Regions from separate parts of the Homo sapiens genome. Here regions 2 and 3 are each linked to region 1. Evidence: chromatin contacts called from ENCODE Hi-C or POLR2A ChIA-PET data. All regions are on one chromosome and are shown on one strand. Each heading gives the region's core, a stretch centred on a gene start or an enhancer-like site at or near the end of the contact. The rest is flanking DNA. Distances are from core to core; before and after follow the strand shown. Region 1 holds the start of FLJ38576 (a long non-coding RNA gene). Region 2 holds the start of FAT1 (FAT atypical cadherin 1). Region 3 holds the start of UFSP2 (UFM1 specific peptidase 2).

Evidence for each region. A loop is a pair of places that touch in the nucleus more often than their neighbours do. ChIA-PET counts read pairs that join two places held with the same protein, here RNA polymerase II (POLR2A). Pooled maps may share reads with other maps.
Region 2: a loop to region 1 is called in a map of sigmoid colon, with 3 times the contacts of the local background. The contact joins the promoter of FAT1 here to the promoter of FLJ38576 in region 1. A Hi-C loop is called at or near these places in 1 of 168 maps with a recorded cell type or tissue (sigmoid colon) and 5 of 50 pooled maps. POLR2A ChIA-PET finds 5 or more read pairs at or near these places in 1 of 52 experiments (H1).
Region 3: a map of CD8-positive, alpha-beta T cell shows a loop between it and region 1 (4-fold over the local background). The contact joins the promoter of UFSP2 here to the promoter of FLJ38576 in region 1. A Hi-C loop is called at or near these places in 3 of 168 maps with a recorded cell type or tissue (CD8-positive, alpha-beta T cell and naive thymus-derived CD4-positive, alpha-beta T cell), 3 of 37 single-sample maps with no recorded cell type and 14 of 50 pooled maps. POLR2A ChIA-PET finds 5 or more read pairs at or near these places in 1 of 52 experiments (CD4-positive, alpha-beta T cell).

Annotation. Positions count from the first base shown.
Region 1 is chr4:186,190,193-186,194,355 of GRCh38, forward strand. It overlaps FLJ38576 (a long non-coding RNA gene), which reads right to left and starts at 1,298. Exons shown (of 1, transcript NR_046264.1): 1 at 1-1,298. CYP4V2 (cytochrome P450 family 4 subfamily V member 2) reads left to right here and starts at 1,375. Exons shown (of 11, transcript NM_207352.4): 1 at 1,375-1,845. The coding sequence starts at 1,632. RefSeq lists a silencer at 1,172-1,701.
Region 2 is chr4:186,720,718-186,725,455 of GRCh38, forward strand. It overlaps FAT1 (FAT atypical cadherin 1), which reads right to left and starts at 3,139. Exons shown (of 27, transcript NM_005245.4): 1 at 2,947-3,139. RefSeq lists enhancers at 2,580-3,081, 3,582-4,581.
Region 3 is chr4:185,423,862-185,428,252 of GRCh38, forward strand. It overlaps UFSP2 (UFM1 specific peptidase 2), which reads right to left and starts at 2,103. Exons shown (of 12, transcript NM_018359.5): 1 at 2,005-2,103. The coding sequence starts at 2,007. CFAP96 (cilia and flagella associated protein 96) reads left to right here and starts at 2,393. Exons shown (of 8, transcript NM_001114357.3): 1 at 2,393-2,535. RefSeq lists enhancers at 1,867-1,976, 2,047-2,406.

The DNA of each region.
Region 1 (4,163 bases), core at 48-2,547:
AACCATTACTCCCCTTCCTTCCTCCCCCTATTTTAGAATCCCCAGTATGTAGACAAATTGTTTACTTTTATAGCTGTAATTAACCTTATTATAGCTCAGCCTCAACCCTTTAGAGAGGAGGAAACTAAAGCCCATGAGACTTGCTTAAAGATACTAAGTGAACATATTTATTTTTTAAAGTGTTAAAGTGATTAAACAATGTAGACGTGAATGAAATAAAAAGCGTAAGTTCCCCATCTTCATTCCCACTCCATAGAGCTGATCAGTATTTTTACTTGCAGACATTAGTGGAGCCGTAGAGAAAGAAACCTTTTCTCCAAAAGAAGGCATTACTTTACACACTCCGTTCTGCAACTTGTTTTGTTCACTTGCTATTTCACGTCAGCCCATGCAGATGACTTAAAACAAATTCAAATGGAGAAAAGCCTTAGGCATGTTTTTCTCTGCACTAAAGAGGCCCTGCAGGTGGCTGTGGCCAACTTATGCAGTGGCTTCGAGTGAACGAACGTAATTAGTAATTAAGCAAAGCGGGCATCCAGGACATTCAGTTTCATCTTCCTGGCACTTTAGTGTTTAGGAAGGGCCTGGCCTCTCGGGGAGCGACACTCCTCGCCCGGCCACTTTGTAAGAAGCATCGAGCGTGGAAAAGGGGCTGGGGTCAGCACTGGGGCCCTCTGCCGGGAAGAGAGACTGGCGGCCAGCACACGCGTCTCCCCAGGCTGAAATGGGGCACCCTCTCGCGGCCCTTCCCTCCCTTCCCGGGCTGGGTGGCAGGTCTTGGCTCTTCTGCGAGTACCCCGCGGCTGCGGTCTCCCGGCACCCGCTGAGCAGCCTCGCCCGCCTTCCTCTCCCACCCGCCCCTGCGTGCTCTCCGGGGCTCCGGCTTCCTCGGTCTGGTGCCTGGTGCGTATTTTGGAAAATACCTGGCTCATAACCACCTCATTGAGCTCCCAGTGTCCCAGTGGGCCAGCGGACACACACGGGTAGCTGACTTCCCTAACGTGTCCCCAAAGCCTCCCTGGATTACAGCGCCCGCTGCTCCATGTGACCCCGCGGGAGCCAGGACGCGCCCCGCCTCCCGGGGCTGCAAGTTGCGCAGGGAGCGAGCGATGCGCAGCAGAGCTGGGCTCCGAGCCGGATGCGCCTTCCTTTCCTCTCCAGAGCAGGCTGCCCGCCCGCGGAATCCCGCACGTAGAGCAACCTCGCAGCACCCTCAGAACAGCCCCGCTGGGGCGCGCCGGGCTGCCGCGGTGACCTTTCCGACGCCCCTGACCCCGCATCCGGAGGCGGCCGGAAGTGTCGCCGGCCTCCTCCCGGCGCAGCCTCCGGGCCTCCAGTGCAATCACTACGCCCTGGGGCCCGGAAACCGTTTTCCGGTCTTTCGCTTTCGGCTGGGGCGTGGAGGCCGCGGTGCTGCGTAGGCCGGGCCGGGCGCAGGAACAGCCCCGTGGCGCCCTCTCTGGCCGCCGCCCGGGCGGGAAACGTCGTTCCGGGGACCGGGCGACCCCGCAGCGGGGAGCGCGCCAGGTCCGCGCGGGGAAGTGGGCGGTGTGCGGCCGGCACCGCCTCGCACCACGCCCCCGCGGGCCCGCACTTTCCCGGAGTGCACCCCGCGGCCGCCAGCCGGGGCGATGGCGGGGCTCTGGCTGGGGCTCGTGTGGCAGAAGCTGCTGCTGTGGGGCGCGGCGAGTGCCCTTTCCCTGGCCGGCGCCAGTCTGGTCCTGAGCCTGCTGCAGAGGGTGGCGAGCTACGCGCGGAAATGGCAGCAGATGCGGCCCATCCCCACGGTGGCCCGCGCCTACCCACTGGTGGGCCACGCGCTGCTGATGAAGCCGGACGGGCGAGGTAAGGGCCGGCGCTCCTCCTGGAGCGCAACGGGGTCCGCAGCCCCGTTCCCACCCTCCGATCAGCCAGGAACCCGCTGCTTGTGGCGCTGGCCGCAGGAGAGAGGAGCCTGTCACCCTGTGGAGAATGCACTCCCAGTTCTAGTCGTTGCCCCTTGGCACCCGCCGACACTGCTAGTGCCCCATCCCAAAGTGAGCATTTTCTTTGTGTGTAGCACAGGATGCGGTATTTCCAAACCCCTGCCCTCGGTCTTTTCCCACCTCACCGCTGCTCAGCTCTCAAAGCCCTGCCGTTTCCTCCTGCCTTGGCTTGGGAAGCCTTAGGAACAGAAGCTCCCTGGGAGCACAGAGCGGTTTTAAACTGGCCAACACCTTAACGCCCAGAGCCGCCCTCCTCTCGCTGCCACTTTGGAAAATAAGAGACTAGAGATTCACTGGACGCTTCCTCCCGGCATCACAAGACTTGACTGCTGCTTCAGTTCCCGCTTGACCTTCATACTTTAGCCCTTTAAAGGATGTTACATAATAACAATTAAGAGACGGCAGGGCCTTCAGGCAGACTTCTTTGGAGGGTGTCAAACGCCTTGTTTATTAAAGAGTGAATTTTTTAATTAAAATCATGTTTTAAAACAGAGATGGACATTTTATTGATGGAAAAAAATCACGTTAAGTTAGAAAGCTCTCAAAAGTACCTGGTATTTACAACTCCCTGTCAGGGAGGGCGAACTCGATCTCAGAGTTTTATTTTCATCAGGGATTACGTTGAGGTACCCAGAAATGAGAAGATTTGCCCAAAATGGCATATTTTAAAATTGGCCCAGACCAGAACCCAGTTTCCTCTGGGATTATTTGTTAGTAATCGTTTTACAGGCTGAGCATTAACTAACTCCAAAGCTTGAAGGACTTTTTCTCATTTTCACTTGTTTTCTCTAATAAAAATAATGCTGTAATTTCAACTTCACAAGATGAGGCCTCATGGAAGAGTGTTTACCAAAATATTAAAAATACTTTGACAGAAAAAAATCAAGCGAACTCTTTGCCAACCAAATATCATCATGACTGATGTAACAAGTAATCCAACACAGATATGAAAATCACACTGGTAAAAATCATCTCAGTTAATTCTAAAAGCAGAGCTAACCACCCCTTTTGTCCTAAGGCTTTATGGTATTAAAAAATAAACTGTACAAAAATATAGATTTTCCCCTATCCCCTACCCCTGGAAAGTAATATACTGAAGTCTCATCATACTGTTTTGGGGATTCCAGTAATTAAAATCTCTAGTGAATAAAGACCTGTTTCAAAACAACCTGTGAGCTGACTGGACTATTTAAAGTAATTCTCCTTGTAGTCACTTTCAGAGTGAAGACAATGACGAATACTGTCTTTTACAAAGGGACTTTTTATTCCACCAACAAATTCTGGATTTTGGCATCAGGAAAACCACTGTTCAATTTCCAACACTATATCCAAGTTGTTTGAGAAATTATTTAAAACTCTTTAACTTAGAGGGTTTTCTTTCTCCTTTACTTGTTAAAGTGACTATATTACAGAGTCACTTTAAGGATTAAATTTATTGCATGCAAAGTTTCTAGATCACTGTCTAGAAGTCAGTTAGAGTAAGTTCTTTAGTTGTCAATCAAGCATTTAGTAAGGCCCTGCTTTGTGCCCAGTGTTGACCTCAACAAAGTTGGGGATATCAGAATATTCTAAGATACAGTCGTTGTTCCCAAGAATCTTGTCTTTCACATACAAGAGGTGTTGCGTTTCATTTTGCGGCTAATGTCCAAACGCTGGCCTCAGCCATTTCACCTTGAAGATTGCAGTTGGCTTCCAACTGGCCTCTAAACTCTAATCTAGCATTTTCCAGTCCATTGTGACAAAGTCTGCCTTCCCCAGCTACTCCCAGCTGTTGGACCTGCTGCCTTAGAACCACAGATTGAGACCTCCCTGTCCCCTCTGTCAGACCAGACCAGGGCAGGCAGTATATTTGCATGACGCAGGATGATTGACACTGGTGATTTCACCCAGCTCCCTTCATAGCAATTTTGACAACTGCTTCATCTGAGAGACATTTGGAAGCAGCATAGTTTATGGTGAAGTTCTGGAGTCTCGCTCGGTACAAGCCAGTTTCCACCATTTACTAGCTCTGTGATACTGGGCAGTCGTTAGAAAGAATGCCCGTTCTGGGACATCAAAACCTAATAATTATTATTCTCTAATAGCTAACATGCATTATGTGTGTTTATTTGCTGTGGCAAATACTATGTTGAAAAAAACTTTAGACTTACAGAAAAGTTGCAGTATTACAGGCAGTTC
Region 2 (4,738 bases), core at 1,889-4,388, 530 kb after region 1:
TGTTCAGCACTAGATGTTGTGTCTGGCCCAATGTTTGACACAGAGGAGGTCCACTATTGTTGGATTGGTAAATGGACAGATGAATAAAGCGTTAAGAGTGAGAAATGTGAGGCAGGACTGTGTTGGGGAGGGGATATAGAGAGGGATAACATAGGAAAATAAAACATCCATCCTTCTCAAATTAACAGAAAATCCAGGCACAACCACGAGGCTGGTAACAACACTGCAGGTGGCTGCTCTGTAGAGGACTCATTTCCAATAGCTCAGAAAGAGGTCACCACCCACCTTACGCTGCCTCAAAATTGGCTATAGATAATGCCAGATCAGTGTCTGTGTTGCAGATTATCACAAAGCTCTAACCTTAATATTCTATGAAGGATACAGATTAAATCATGACTAATATTTCCTAAGCAGTGTATAGAAGCCTTTATTATTTTTACTTTATAGACTTATCTTCACATACATAATGAACCCTTGGAATTAAGCAAGAATTCAGGCAATGTATTTAAATCTGGGACTTACAGTAAAAGATGACTTAAAAAACTTAAAAGAGTGAAATATGCAGATTCCTCATCAGAATATATTTTTGAAATGAAAAGTTCCCCTCAGGTATGAGAAAATGGCAACTTCCTGATCTTAACTGATGTATATCACTCATTTCAAAAACTCTTCTCCAGTGTCTAAGGATAAATAAGCACTTGCAAACTGAACAATTAAGTGAGACCAAAAGATAGAGTTTGGCTTCAACTTCTACATAATTTGGTCAAAAGAACAATTATCTAGCGCAAATCCCACTCATAAAGATTAAACAGCACATCCAGCCTTACGGCTCCCTGCTATTAAATCAGGTCCTTTAGGCTACAAATTATGCCACTGAGACAGAATCTAATGCAATAATAATGTACTAATTTGATTTGGCTGATTGATTCTACGTAAAATCAGCCAAACTTGGGTGGAAAGCAAGCGGGTAAAGTGTTAAAACATAATCTCTAAGATCCTATCCACCTCTAACATTCAAAGAAACGACTGCTTCAAAGGGACCTCAAAGCAAAGTCTAAAGGCAATGGAAAGGTAGAGGATGATCAGGGGAATGAAAACAGAATTAGTTTGTGCATAATTTTTAAAGATTTTTCTTCTCTTCTTTTTCTTTTCTTTTTTTTCCCCAGGCTGAATTGCAATGGCACGATCTCGGCTTACCACAACCTCCGCCTCCCGGGTTGAAGCGATTCTCCTGCCTCAGCCTCCCAAGTAGCTGGGATTACAGGCATGCACCACCACACTCCGCTAATTTTGTATTTTTAGTAGAGACGGGGTTTCTCCATGTTGGTCAGGTTGGTCTCGGACCCCCGACCTCCGGTGATCCGCCCGCCTCGACCTCCCATAGGGCTGGGTTTACAGGCGTGAGGCACTACGCCCGGCCATAATTTTTAAACATTTTTCTGTTGGCACCTGTCCGGACCATGGATTTAAATGATCTACTAACATGATGAGAACCCAACGGGGATACTTCAAAAGAGACAAATGAATATACAGGTGGCCCGAAATGATTTTATAAAGTCCTCTAACAACCACACTTCTTTCCAGAGTGCCAAAGAATTTGGCTCATTTAAGGTGTTCATTTTTCAAAAAATGGTTATACAAATGCAAACTTCATTCAAATCAAACCTTACCTTGAGCTTGTTAAATGCCATGTTTAGCATCACTCAAGGCTTATACCAATTGTTGTTTTAAAAAATTACATAGTGCTTTAAGTATTTTTACATCTTAAATACAAAGGAATAATTCTAACTGTGGAATCAGAGCTGTCTTCCTAAGACAAAAAGACAAAGACAAATATCACAATTAACTATTAACTGGAGAAACACCTTTTCAAACGTCCCTGTAACAACTGGATGTGTTGGACAGCATAACCAAACTCATTAAGAATAGTGTGAAAAACATCACCATTACCTAGTTCTCACACACAGATACCTTCTTAAACTATCGAAACCTGTATCTGAATATACGAAGCATTAAGAATCTGCTTTTGAAAAGGAAATGAATATCTGAAGGTCATTTTCTTTTCAATCTTTTCTCATACTAATAATCACTGTTAATATCCACTTTTAAAAAATCGCCTCTATCAGGCACCCGGGAATTGCTTAACAAAAGCCACTTAATGAAACCACAGTTCAGACAAAAAAAAAAACTTAACTGCATAGAAAATATTTATGAGTTTACTTTCCTAACTCATACAATTGCGTCCTTGTTTCCAAAGCCTTGCAATTCACATCAGCGGGAACAAAAAAATCTAACACACAGCAGAAAGCTGGCTCTCTAAAAGAAAGCATTTTTTTTTAAAGGCAATGAAGGACCAAAAACTCTTTCTTTTAAAAAGATCTTAGAAGTTCCTCCTCCAGAGAAGACAGAAAACACTGACAAACCGCACATTGTGCAGATGTTCAGCCCCGAAATGCAGCCTCGCAGCCCTTCACTCCGCAGTCCACCGGTTGCATCTGCACCTCCGGGCAGCGCTCCTGCAGGGCGCAAACACCCAGAGACCCAGGGACCCGGCAGCCCCGCGCAGGCCTCCCGCGTGCACCGCTCAGCGAGCGGGTCTTTCGCAGACGGCGGGATGCCCCAGGAGACCGCGAGGCCGGCGCAGCCCGGCGAGCTCCCGGAGGGAAGGCGGCGTGTCAGAAAGGATCGGACCCCAGCAATGGCCCCGGATCGGTCCCGCGCGGTCGCCTCCTTTTCCCGCTCCGCCGCCGGGACCCCCCTAGCCAGTGCTGAATTTCCCAACTGGGAAGGACCGAGTCACTCCACCCTCCGGGAAGTCGCGCGCTCATCCGTTTTCGGCAGCGCCGGAGCCCGAGCCGGGGACCGGGCGGACACCCACAGAGTCCGCACCGCAGCGCGCTGCACGCTCTCGCCCCCGCCCGCCGGCCCGCGCCCCAGCGAACTAACCGCAAAGTTGGCCCGAAGTGGCGACGGCGCTCTCGTGGAGCTCACCCGCCGTCTCAGCGCGCCCCCGAGCAGGGACCGGGCCTGCCGGGGCCCTCGCCGGGCTCGCGCGTCCGCATGGTACCTGCCGCACGAGCCGCTCCCGCGCCCTCTCCCCGCGCCCGGCCGCCCAGCTCGGCGCCGGCGCCTCACGCTCCCCGAGCGCAGGAGATCCCTCCGCCCCGGCCCCGCCCGCCGGCGCCGGCGCTCATTTCTCGGGCGCGGAAACTCGAGCCCACTTTCCCCGGCTGCCGGCTCTGGGACCGCGGGCTCGGCCACGCAGTCCCGCCCGGACCCAAAGAGCCCCAGTCCCTGCGAACACCAGGTCCGTGCTGGGAGACGAGAAGGCGCCCAGCGGGGTCTAGCGCGGCTCCGAGGGGCAGGGCGAGGCTTGTGATGCCGAGGTTAGTTACGGCCAGCCACAGGCGCTGTGCAAGGAATTGGGGAAAGCTCCCTGCCAAGAAAGGGAAACGTTAGCTTAGCTAAAAAAAAAAAAAAAAAAAAAAGGCTGGGGCCTAATGAGAAAGCTTCCCAGAGGCATCCCTTTAGCTTTTCCATAGCCTTCTGGGAGCCCCTGAATCTGCATTTGAATGGCGCGGCTCTGGGTCCGCGAAGGTTTGGTGGGCTGAAGTCGTCCTTCAGGTCTCCAAAGGAATGCAGCTAGGTCGGAATCTACTTCCTCCTTCAATCCCCAGAAAATGGAAACGCTTCCCCCGCGACCTTTTTCTGCCGAGTTAGACCCCAGGCCCTCCCCGCCGCGGGCGCCTGGCCTCCCCCGCTGACACCCCGGACGCCCAGGCCTGTGGGACAAAAGGCAGTCGCGGCGTCCCGCGGGCTTCCTAGCCCGGGAGTCGGCCCCAGGGGCCCCAAAGCGTGACCCCAGGCCGACAACTGCAAGTTCCTAGGCAGAGGGGAAGCCCCAGCGCCGAGAAGCCCGCTCCGAGAACTCCCCGCGCCGGGCGCCCAGCCTGAGCGTCCCGGGCGCGGAGCCCATCCCCGGTGCGGGCAGGGCTCCAGCCGCAGGCTCGGCGCAGGGCGGACTCGGCCGAAGCCCGGAGGGCCGGAGGCGCTGGGACGCAGCCCGGACAAGAGGGCGGACTTGATCTCGGAAAGTTTGTGGGACTCAGGCATTTTAACACTGGGAAGACAAAGAGATCCGATTTCCCTGGGACTGGTGAGGGGAGCTTGGCGGGGAGGGGAACGGCAGGGCAGTCAAGTGTGAAAGAGAATTTCCTGGGTTCAAAGTTAACGCAGTCACCTTATAAGCCATCTTAGAGGTGACCGGAAAAAATAATAATAATAAAGGTGTCTAGCAGGTTGTGGCTGGGAAGGAAAAATAATGCCTGCAAGATGAGTGTGCCGATTCGTAGCCCTATATTCCCTGCCCACCAGTTGGAATACACATAGATTCACACATCCAGCAAATGCAAACTCCATCATCCAAAGACGTGTTTGTCCCGGCCATAATTGCTCCAAGTGCTTACAGGTCAATTTCATACATGGAACACCTCGAAAGTGGGTGACCTGATCTCCAAGCCCAACCGGCTTGTGCCGCTTGCCGAATTGTAAATCTCAGCAAAACCCAAACACACCGGAACTCCAGCCGTTTCCTGGGAGCGAGGAAGCGGGAGTAATGCTAAAAGGGGAAAAGAAGAACAGTAAAAAAAGTACAAAGATACCATTCCCTGACGTAAAATCACGGGATTTTTTTTAAATGGCACAAGAGAATTCCTGGAGAAGATTACCATTAATTAAT
Region 3 (4,391 bases), core at 853-3,352, 770 kb before region 1:
GGGAGATTTCTTTTGGGAAGAGGTTTCAAAAATTTCATGAGACTCTCAAAACATATCTCTCAAACAGGCTGAAGAACCATAGTACACACTAAGACCCCTATTTTGAAATAAATGAATAAGTACTAACATTTACTGAGCTCTTCAAATGTAAAACACAGGCAGGGTGCAGTGGCTCACGCCTGTAATCCCAACACTTTGGGAGGCAGAGGCAGGAGGATCACTTTGAGCCCAGGAGTTAGAGACCAGACTGGGCAACATAGGAAGACCCCCATCTCTACCAAAAAAAAAAAAAAAAATTAGCTGAGTGTGGTGGTCTGCACCTGTAGTCCAGCTACTCGGGAGGTTAAGGTGGGAGGACTGCTTGGGCCGGGGAGGTCAATGCTACAGTGAGCCATGATCACACCACTGCACTCCAGCCTAAGCAACAGAGCAAGATCTTGTCTCCAAAAAACAAAATAAAATAAAACAAAAACATGTAAAAGGCACTATGCTAAACATACATACTTACTCCAATCCTCAGAACAGTATTAAATAGGTACCAATACAGTTTTTCTCATTTTACAAATCCTTTGTCACATTTCTATAAGGGTCACTGTTTTTATTTATTCTAAAATTGTAATCTTTTGAAAGATCATATACCCTTTGTCCCAATTCTACTTCTGAGAATTTATTCTAAGGAAACAATCAAGAAAGTTCAGGACAAATTTAGCTTCATGTTGTCCATTTATTCTACCGTTGTTCATCACAGAAAAATAAATGGAAACCACTTAAATAGCTATTAATAAGAAATCAGTTAAATAAAGAATACTACCAAACAAACTAGTATGTACCCATTTAAATAAAAAATATTTAAAGATACTGAAGATAAAAGTTAGACAGGAAAGAACAAATTTTAACTCTGCTACTTACTGTACAATTTTACACAATTTAACTTATCACTTAAGTCTGTTTCTCTTCTGTAAAACTGGAAAAATACACAACTTCCCAGGGTTGTTATGAAGATTCCACAAGACATCATTCATAAAAGCACTAGTCTTCCTAGACTTCCGAATTAGCTGAGATACTCTCTGAAGAAATAATACTGAGGCTGAGATCTGAAGGGTGAGTGAAGGTGCAATAGCCCATTCCAGGCAGGGCCATCGATGAGTGAAGATCTGCTTAAAAGACCACTTAGGTGACTACCCCAGATGGATAGATCTCAAGGCCAAGGATGGTAAGAGTGGCGACAGTGACAACAGACAGACATTTAGAAGTAGCATCTATAGGACTTGATTATTGACTGCATGTCGGGGAGTTGAGAAGAGGGAGATGTCAAGGATGATTTCCAGGTTTTGGGCAGGCACAACAGGATGTATGGTGGTGCCATCTACAGAGTTGGGGGTTCCTGGAGGAAGAGCAGGTGTGGGCTGTGGGGAAGTGGAAATGCTCAGTTTGGAACTTGCTGAGCTTGAAATACATATGAGCTATCCAAGTGGAGGCACGGTTAGCAGATTTGTGGGTCTGGAGCTCAGAAGAAAGGTCTAACTTAGAGATAAAATTTTAGGAGAACGCATAGGGTGTAAAGCGTCCCTGAAGAGCACCACCATTTAGGATAGGGATTGGAGAACCTTGCTGAGCAATGAGACAGGAGAGAAACCAGGGGAGGGAAATACCACGGGAACTAGGGGAATATAATATCCGAAGAAAGTTGCGCCTGTCCCAGGTTAAGCCCTTCTTGCAAGGCTTCAAAAACGCCGAAGTCTCTCAAAATACTTTCACACAGAGAAGTAGCAGGGGGTGCGTGTCCAAGGTGGCCGAGGCGGGGTGCACACTTGTGTAGGGCACTTTCCCCCCGGCCCAGCGCGGAGACAGGCGAACTGGAGAGCCGCCCTGCCCACGCAGCTCGCAGCTGCCATCTTGGACCCCGGCAGGACCAGCTCCTTTCAGGCGCTGTGAAGCCCGCTCGTGGCGGCTGCCAAAGTCCGGGGAAAAACACAGGGGTCGGTGACGAGCAGAGATACTCACCATGTCCGCGACGTGGCGGTGACACGGGCGCTGACGCCTGCCCAAAAGTTCCGGGGGCCGGCCCTGAAGTGGTGTCACCGCACGGCCCAGGGGCGGGGCCCGGGCGGACCAACTACAACTCCCGACATGCTCGGCGGCATGACGTCACGGAGCGTACCACACCGCAGTCCCTCGCGGACGGCGAGGCGGGGCGGGTAGCCGAAGACTTATGTTTGGTAAATTCTATTAGTTAAGTCTTTTCTGTCCTACAGAAGCTCACACATCCTTCTGTGTGTTCTTCGATGCGGATTCGAATCTCCTCGTATCCTCCCACAGCGTGCTTGGAATGGATTCTCCCGTACCCGGGGCAACACATCACACAATAAACGCCAGCTGTGGTGGAACGTGCAGAGGCGCTGCGCAGCCCAGGCGTGTCGCGCGCTTGGGAACCCTCGCCGCTCCCGCAGCGCAGTTAACGTGGACAAGCTGGGGCAACCTGGACGAGCTGGGGCAACCTGATCTCGGCTGTCGGAGTGGGTGTCCTCAAGAAAGGTGACTTGGTCCTCGCGGACGCCAGGTGTTGCCCCTTAGATACCTGCCACCTCCCAGCCTCCGTTTCCTCTCTGGGAAACAGACTCCTCATCACCTCCTCCAGTTTTCTGCCCCTTCTTCACCTCTCCTGACGCTCCATCCGTACCTTTTGCAAGGGAACGTGCCATAATTCGGCTATGCTCTATTTTCTTGTCTAATAGATTGTAAGCTCCTTGCGGGCAGCATCTATGCCTTCTTAAATCTGTTTCTAGTTTCTACCAGCAAGCTTGCCCCGAAGGGGATTGCAGAATATCTGTTAAATAAGTGAATGAATAATTTTGTAAATGTTGCTCAATAAGAGTTAAGTAGTGGCGGGCCGGGCGCGGTGGCTGACGCCTGTAATCCCAGCACTTTGGGAGGCCAAGGCAGACGCATCACCTGCGCTCACGAGTTCGAGGCCAGCCTGGGCAAAATGGTGAAACCCCTGTCTCTACTAAAAATACCAAAAAAAAAAAAAAAAAAAAAAAAAAAAAAAAAAAATAGCCGGGCATGGTGGCGGGTGCTTGTAGTCCCAGCTACTCGGGAGGCTGAGACAGGAGAATCGCTTGAACCCGGGAGGCGGAGGCTGCAGAGAGCCAAGACAGCTCCACTGCACTCCTAGCCTGGGCAACAGAGAGAGACTCCGTCTCAAAAAAAAAAAAAAATTAATAAGAAAAAAGTTAAGTGATGGGAAAGTTCTAGGCAAGAATTTCTTCCCTCCCTCCTCCCTGGCTCGCTTGTGTGCCGGGAGCTGCGCAGATGCGGGGATACCGTGAGAGGGAGGAACCTGTCTCAGCTCCTGCCCTTGTGCCGTGGAGCTTTGAAATATAAGGTAAATGAAAGTACTAAATCTTGACTGAAGTTTGGTTTTAAAGCATCTCTGATTAATGGAAGAGGTAGGATGTGGGGAAGGGCGTTGTATTTAGTTATGTTTCAGTTTAAAATGAATCTTCACTTGCCCCTTTGGTGTTACGTATTAGCAATGATTCATGCTCAGGTGAGCCAGTTTCAGGCAGGCTTGCAGAGAGGCACTCAAACAGCTTGCTTTAAATTTAAGGTAAAAGGCCGGGCGCGGTGGCTCACGCCTGAAATCCCAGCACTTTAGGAGGCCGAGGCAGGTGAATCACTTGAGGTCAGGAGTTTGAGACCAGCCTGACCAACATGGTGAAACCCCGTTTCTACTAAAAATACAAAAATCAGCCGGGCGTGGTGGCAGGTGCCCGTAGTCCCAGCTACCTGGGAGGCTGCGGCAGGAGAATTCCTTGAACCCAGGAGGCGGAGGTTGCAGTGAGCTGAGATAGCGCCTCTGCATTCCAGCCTGGGCGACAGAGCGAGACTCCATCTTAATAAGCAAAGAAATAAATAAATTTAAGGTAAAAGGTTCTTACCAGCCGGGCGCGGTGGCCCACTCCTGTAATCCCAGCACTTTGGGAAGCCGAGGCAGGTGGATCACCTGAGGTCAGGAGTTCAAGACCAGCCTGGCCAACATGGTGAAACCCCGTCTCTACTAAAAAATACAAAGTTAGCTGGGCGTGGTGGCAGACGCCTGTAATCCCAGCTACTTGGGAGGCTGAGGCAGAAGAATCGCTTGAACCTGGGAAGCGGAGGTTGCAGTGAGCCGAGATCGCGCTATTGCACTCCATCCTGGGCTACAAGAGCGAAACTCTGTCTCAAAAAAAAAAAAAAAATGGTTCTTACTTTGGATTACAAACTGTGAGGACTAACCCAATGTTTGTTTTCTTCACTTATGTATGCCCAGTGCTTAGCTCATAATTGGTGCTTTAAAAACTTTAGAATGGGATAGAGGTAAGTATTCTTAGCTCCTTGGGCCTCTTCCT